Regions from separate parts of the Homo sapiens genome. Here region 2 is linked to region 1. Evidence: chromatin contacts called from ENCODE Hi-C or POLR2A ChIA-PET data. All regions are on one chromosome and are shown on one strand. Each heading gives the region's core, a stretch centred on a gene start or an enhancer-like site at or near the end of the contact. The rest is flanking DNA. Distances are from core to core; before and after follow the strand shown.

The links. A loop is a pair of places that touch in the nucleus more often than their neighbours do. ChIA-PET counts read pairs that join two places held with the same protein, here RNA polymerase II (POLR2A). Pooled maps may share reads with other maps.
Region 2: a loop to region 1 is called in a map of naive thymus-derived CD4-positive, alpha-beta T cell, with 18 times the contacts of the local background. The contact joins the promoter of RTN4 here to the promoter of ASB3 in region 1. A Hi-C loop is called at or near these places in 2 of 168 maps with a recorded cell type or tissue (both naive thymus-derived CD4-positive, alpha-beta T cell), 3 of 37 single-sample maps with no recorded cell type and 11 of 50 pooled maps. POLR2A ChIA-PET finds 5 or more read pairs at or near these places in 1 of 52 experiments (T-cell).

What each region holds. Positions count from the first base shown.
Region 1 is chr2:53,785,665-53,788,710 of GRCh38, forward strand. ASB3 (ankyrin repeat and SOCS box containing 3) reads right to left here and starts at 1,289. Exons shown (of 10, transcript NM_016115.5): 1 at 1,157-1,289. All of the region lies in intron 1 of GPR75-ASB3 (GPR75-ASB3 readthrough), which reads right to left. ERLEC1 (endoplasmic reticulum lectin 1) reads left to right here and starts at 1,380. Exons shown (of 14, transcript NM_015701.5): 1 at 1,380-1,708. The coding sequence starts at 1,547. RefSeq lists enhancers at 779-1,437, 953-1,372.
Region 2 is chr2:55,048,850-55,051,872 of GRCh38, forward strand. RTN4 (reticulon 4) reads right to left here and starts at 1,602. Exons shown (of 9, transcript NM_020532.5): 1 at 896-1,602. The coding sequence starts at 1,451. RefSeq lists enhancers at 608-1,420, 1,383-1,432 and silencers at 923-1,042, 1,183-1,242.

The sequences.
Region 1 (3,046 bases), core at 39-2,538:
AAACCCTGCCTCTACTAAAAATACAAAAATTAGGGTGTAGCGGCGCGCGCCTGTAATCCCAACTACTCGGAAGGCTGAGAAAAAGGAGAATCCCTTGAACTCCAGAGGCGGAGGTTGCAGTGAGCCAAGATTATGCCTCTGCACTCCAGCCTGGGTGACAGAGCGAGACTTTGTCTCAAAACAAACAACAACAACAAAAATCCCAGGAGTCTGGATCACATTAAGCATTAATAAGAAGTGCTGAATATAATTAGCGAATAACAATTCTGAAGAAAGTTATCTTCTTTGATACTATGGATTCCTGATGTTAAAAAAAAATTTTTAAGATAGAATATGGGACTGTCCTTCCTGCTTTTTGATTTGGTTCAAATCTGAGGAAGTGGGGGCGACCAGTCTTTAACAGATCTAGCAAGACTGTCGAGCTTTAGGGAATGGTAATTTCTCTAAAGCCAACACTCTATGTCCATTATATTGGAGATCAAAACAGACAATGGCATTTTTTCTAAAGAGGGGGAGGGAAAAACAAAACTTTTTGTCTAATTTGGGGATGCAGTCAGACGTGACTTAGTTCATAAACACACACATTCATCTGGCGCTAAACCTCACATAAGGAACCTTACCAGCTTCCTTGATAAAACAACACCCCAACACTTCAATCTAGAGATGGAGGGTAAAAATGTAGGGTTGTGATGTCTAGCTGCCCATTCCACGAGAGTCGCCCACCACGCCAAATTCGGAGGCTTGCGGTATTCACCTACGGGGAGATGGCGGGCTACCTCACCCCAGGTTTCCCCTAACACAGAGTTGCAGTCGCTGAACAAACTGCCCTGCGTTAGTCAGAAGCTGTTAAGTAACGAGATGGCCACGGTCCACAGCAGAAGAGATGGAGATAAGCCTCAAGCGGGAAAAATGAAGTGTACAAATGCCAAATGCGGAGAAAAAGAAGAAAAGCTGCAAGAAGGCAGGTCAGTCAGGAACACCGCCATTTCTCACATCTCATCGCTACTTCGAATTTTCTCATCTAAGGACCCGCACCCGCACGGTTCACACTGTCTTCTTCCCGCTATCACTCCGTGTGGGTCAAACCTCTGCCTGCCCACTGGAGAGCAGCGGGAATGGCTTCAGGAAGCGGCTGCCGCCTCCGAGACTCACCGACCTGCCGTGCTGCCACTTCTACACCGAAATGGCTGGTCCGAGGCCGCGTCTCCAGAGCTGCGTCCCAGAAGCCCCCGCTTTCGATCCCCACCGCGATGCTGCAGCCGTCCGAAAACGAGAGACGCGCAGGCGACGTCCCGGCCCCCGTAGGCGGACGGCTCCGCGACCCCCGGATGTTGATATGTCGTCTGCCCCGGAAACGGTGACAGGAGGCTCAAGGGGGCGGAGGCGGCGTTGCCGGGCTCTCCGGAAGGAGACGTGGCGGCGGTTGGGCCGGTGATACCCGGGCGCTTTATAGTCCCGCCGCCTCCTCCTCCACCTCCTCCTCCTCCTCCTCTCCTCCTGGAGCAGAGGAGGTTGTGGCGGTGGCTGGAGAAAGCGGCGGCGGAGGATGGAGGAAGGAGGCGGCGGCGTACGGAGTCTGGTCCCGGGCGGGCCGGTGTTACTGGTCCTCTGCGGCCTCCTGGAGGCGTCCGGCGGCGGCCGAGCCCTTCCTCAACTCAGCGATGACATCCCTTTCCGAGTCAACTGGCCCGGCACCGAGTTCTCTCTGGTCAGTGCCCTCACTAACCCCGCAGCCACCCCTCCTCCTGACACTAAGGGTTCGGCCTCTTCCCTCGGTTTTCTTTGCTTTTTCTCCCCAAGACCTTCTCTGCAGACTCTTACCTTCCCCAAGCCAAAGCTGCTTTTATGCAGCGTTCATTCATTCGTTCGTTCTCACGTTATGTGGATGCGTCCCCCTTGCTGAGCATTAGGGATCCAGCAATCACCTGCTCTCCACCTTTTCAATTCTGTCGCACTAGACCTTGCTTCCCAACATTCCCACCCTGCAGAAGCAGCTTTCGTAGAATAACGTCAGGTGCACTTACTCATCTTCCTTTCGGAAAATTAACTGTGGCTCTTACTTCACCAGCAGACTTCTTTCCTTCAGTATTACATGTCACCCTGCCCACACCACAGTACTTCAGACTCGAGTTCCCTCTCTCGTATTCGTTCTCCCTCAGTTGTATACACACACGGACATACGCAAACGCACAGCTCCAAGGGAACTTTTTCCTTTCCTAGTTGTTTCTGAGAGGGCTATTTGGCCTGTGAGATGTTAACGACCCTTTATGCAGAATATCCTTTACAGTTTTCATGTATTACGACTGTTATTTGAGTCCCCAGAACATGAGCTTCTATGTTGAGTTTTCCTGTAGTGAAGAACATTTGTAACCTCGCGGAAATGAAAATTCCCTCTTGGGGGAGTGGACCGCTGAAAAGTCTTCCTGTCCACGTGTACCTACTGCAGGCTAATAAATATTGTACTCTTATGACACTTACCATGTAGTAATTAACTCATTTACTTCAAATTGAAGTCCCGGAAAAAGCAAAATTTTTTTAAACTTTTTATTCCAATTACCTTCAAGCATTCAACTTGCAATACTTTATTATATTCTTTCATTACCATTTCATTGAAACAGTAAGTGACACTATGATGTCAAAACAAGATGTGTCAAGTTAATGGATGTTATTACCACATAGCTTTCTATTTGCAAGTGTTAGGGGTTTTTTGGTTTGGTTTGGTTTGGTTTGGGTTTTTCTGTTTTTGTTTGTTTTTTGAGACAGGGTCTCAGTCTGTTGCCCATTCTGAAGTGCAGTGGTACGGTCACCACTGGCTGCAGCCTCGACCTCCTGGGCTCAAGAGATCTCCTCAGCTTCCCAGTAGCTGGGACTATAGGGAAATCCCACCACTCCTGGCTAATTTTTTTTTTTTTTTCTAGAGGCAGGGTCTCACTATGTTGCCTAGGCTGGTCTCGAACTCCTGGGCTCAAGCAATCCTCGTGCCTGAGCCTCCCAGAATACTGGGATTACATGTGTGAACCAAATGTTCTGAATTTATCTAGGTAAA
Region 2 (3,023 bases), core at 352-2,851, 1.3 Mb after region 1:
ATGTCAACCATTTTGCCTTTTATTTTTTTCTGTAAGATTCAATTATGATGCACTAAGAGGCTGGGCCAAGTCCACACTAACAGCAATTCCTCCGACCCTGCAGCTGAAACCCCGGCAGAACTACGCCCCCTCGAACACAATGCCTAGATCCCCTTTCCCTGGCTCGGTTTAGCTGGTGGGGAGCAGTCCACATCACACCCCGGGGAGCTGGGCGGTGGCAGGACTTTACCAGAACTCTCTCCTTCCCATTTCTCCACGCACCACACCACTGGAGGCGCTCTCCCTTCACTGCGGTTGGGTCAATGTGGACGTTTTCCACTCGGCCAGCTCCCCACGAGCACAGGAGGAGGGGGAGGGGAAGCGCAAAGGGGCCACCCACGCCAGCCAGGAGGTGAGGAGGGAGCCCGGGGCAGAATGCAGGCCAACAGACCCGCAGCAAAACTGCACCTTTTCCAAAGGAGCAACCCAGACGGGTAGACAAAAGCACCTCCTAAAAATATCTGGGTGCCAAGGCCTTTCCTTCCTCACCTCGAAGCCCAACCAACCCGATAAATCCACAACCCTGGCTCTCGGGTATATACCCGGCTCCTACTACGGGTGGGTGCCTAACTTCCGAGAATCCGTACGCTGGGCATCACACAGGGTGAAAGTGGGAGCCGGGAGCGGTGCACGTGTTCCCCGAAACCAAGACGGACAATAAGAACAAACCCGGGCTCCAAGGGCCGCCCCACCCTTCTCCCCGCGCTTCCAACCAGACGGGGCGCCATCGCCCCGAAGTCCGCAGACAAAGCGCCCTCGGGGCGGAGAGGAGGGACCAGCCCAAAGCATCTGGGGCTGCACACAAAAGAGGGAGGGGCGCGAGGGGCGGCGCGAAGCGAGAGGTCGCGGCACTCACCCACTGAGCCCGAGGAGCCCCTGCGCTTGGGCGCGGCCGGGGTGGAGGGGGGCGCGGCGGGAGCCGGGGCTGGCGGGGTCCACACGGGCTCTGCCTGGGGGCTCACGCTGGCCGGGGGAGGAGGGGGAGGCCGGGCCGGAGGCTCGTCGTCCTCAGGGAGCTTGGAGGGCGAGACTGCGGCAGCAGACAGCGGGGATGGCGCGGGCACGGTCGACGACACCGGGCTCGGGTCCCAAGACGGCTGCCGCTCCGGGGCGACGGGGGGAGCGGCCGGCAGGGGTCCCCGGGGCGCCGGCGGCACGAAGTCATTTCCGAAGTCCATCAGGGGCGCGCCGGCGGCAGGGGCGGTGGGCACTGGGGCCGCGGACAGCCCGGCGGCGGGCTTCCTCTCCAGCACCTCCAGCTCCTCCAGGTCTTCGTCCTCGTCCTCCTCTTCCTCCTCCTCTTCTTCCTCCTCGTCCTCGGGCTCCCTCACGAACTGGTACTTGAACGCGGGCTGCGGCCGGGGTGGGCTGTCCGAGGACGAGACCAGAGGAGACTGGTCCAGGTCTTCCATGGCTGGAGGGTGGAGATGATGCTGCAGCTGCTGCCGCCGCCGCCGGGGCCGCGTCTCAGAGCCGCGGGCGGTTGTGGGGGTTGGGGAGGACTGAGAGGGGCTGGGCCGACTGAGCCGAGGGACCTACTGTGGTGACGGCTCCCGGAACAATGAGACTGCTCCTCCTGCCTCCGCGCCGGTGATGCGCCACCCGCCCTGTCCCCACTTGCCGCCGCCGCCCAGATGAGCTAGGAGTGAGGCCAGCGGACTCTCCGCCCAGTTTGGCGTGACTCACCCTCCCCAGGGGAGGGCAGGGACTGGCGCGGGAGGGAGAGAGCCAATCGGCTACAGGATCGAGAAGATAGGCGACCAGCCGGGCCAACAGAAAGGGAAGGAGATGAAAGTGGGTGGGGACTACGGCACTTCCTCTCTCTTACCGGCTGGGATTGCGTTCAATGGGCGGGGCTGAGAGCTGGGAGCTCCACCCCCACTTTGGGTAACCGTGAGTTGGGGTGGGGTCTTGGCCTTGCCCGCAGCTGGCGTCCGTATGTCGTTAGAGCACTGGGAAAGGGGGCGGGCTGCTGGCTGGGAGGGGTCGGCGCGGTTTCTGGCGCGCCACCGGAAGGGCGTTATCCTGGGGGAACTGAGAGTGGAAACTTTCCTCCCGGGAAAGGAAGAAACCCGACTGGAGAAAGGTATTAGCGGGACTGGGAAGTGGGCCCTAAGGATTTTTAAAGATTTTTGAAATAAAAGATTATTTGTTCACTCAAAGTTCCAAACTACATCACTACTACTACCACCCTAAAATAAGAAAAAAATTGTTTTTTGACAGTTAGGCTCACTCAGTCTAAACCGCAGCCCCCGAAATTGGGAGGAAAACAGCTGTGCTGAATTAACTAGGGATCTGGGGCCGACCATTTGAAAGTCTGCTCTTCTTCCAAAGAGAGTTTGGGGCCTTGCCTGCTGGACTCTTACATGGTAAGAGAGTGAGTCACCCAAAGAGAGAGGCAGCGGGGAGACAGGAAAGTGGAAATACAAAGATGCCTTGGAAAGCTAATTTGGTTCACGTTACATTTCAGTCACCTTAGGTTCATGAGTCAACATTTCGGATGATTCAGGCTTTCTGGGAGTCAGGAAGCCCCATAGTCATTGGTTTGATATGCAGGAATAAGCATGATCCCCATTCCACTTTTTATGAGGCTGGAGAGTTTAAAGAGAGTAGTTGCAGAACATCTTTGTAAGAATCAGGATCCTTTTATCTTTCTGATTTACCTTTCAAAAATATTCACTGCATGCCTACTCTGGAGGCCCTGGAGAGAAGAGGATAACCTGCTTTCAAGTTGCTCAAAGTCTAAATCTGTGCTGTACCTGACAGGTACTGGCTACTTGTGGCTACTGATTGAACACTCGGAATGTATGTAGCTAGGCTGAAATTAGATGTGCTGTAAGTGTAAAATGCGCACTGGATTTCAAGAATTAGTACCTCCGAAATGTAAAATATCTCAGCTTTCCTGTTGACTGAATGTTGAAATTGATATTTTGGATATATTGGGATAAGTATAATATTATTAAATTAATTTTACTTGTTCCTTT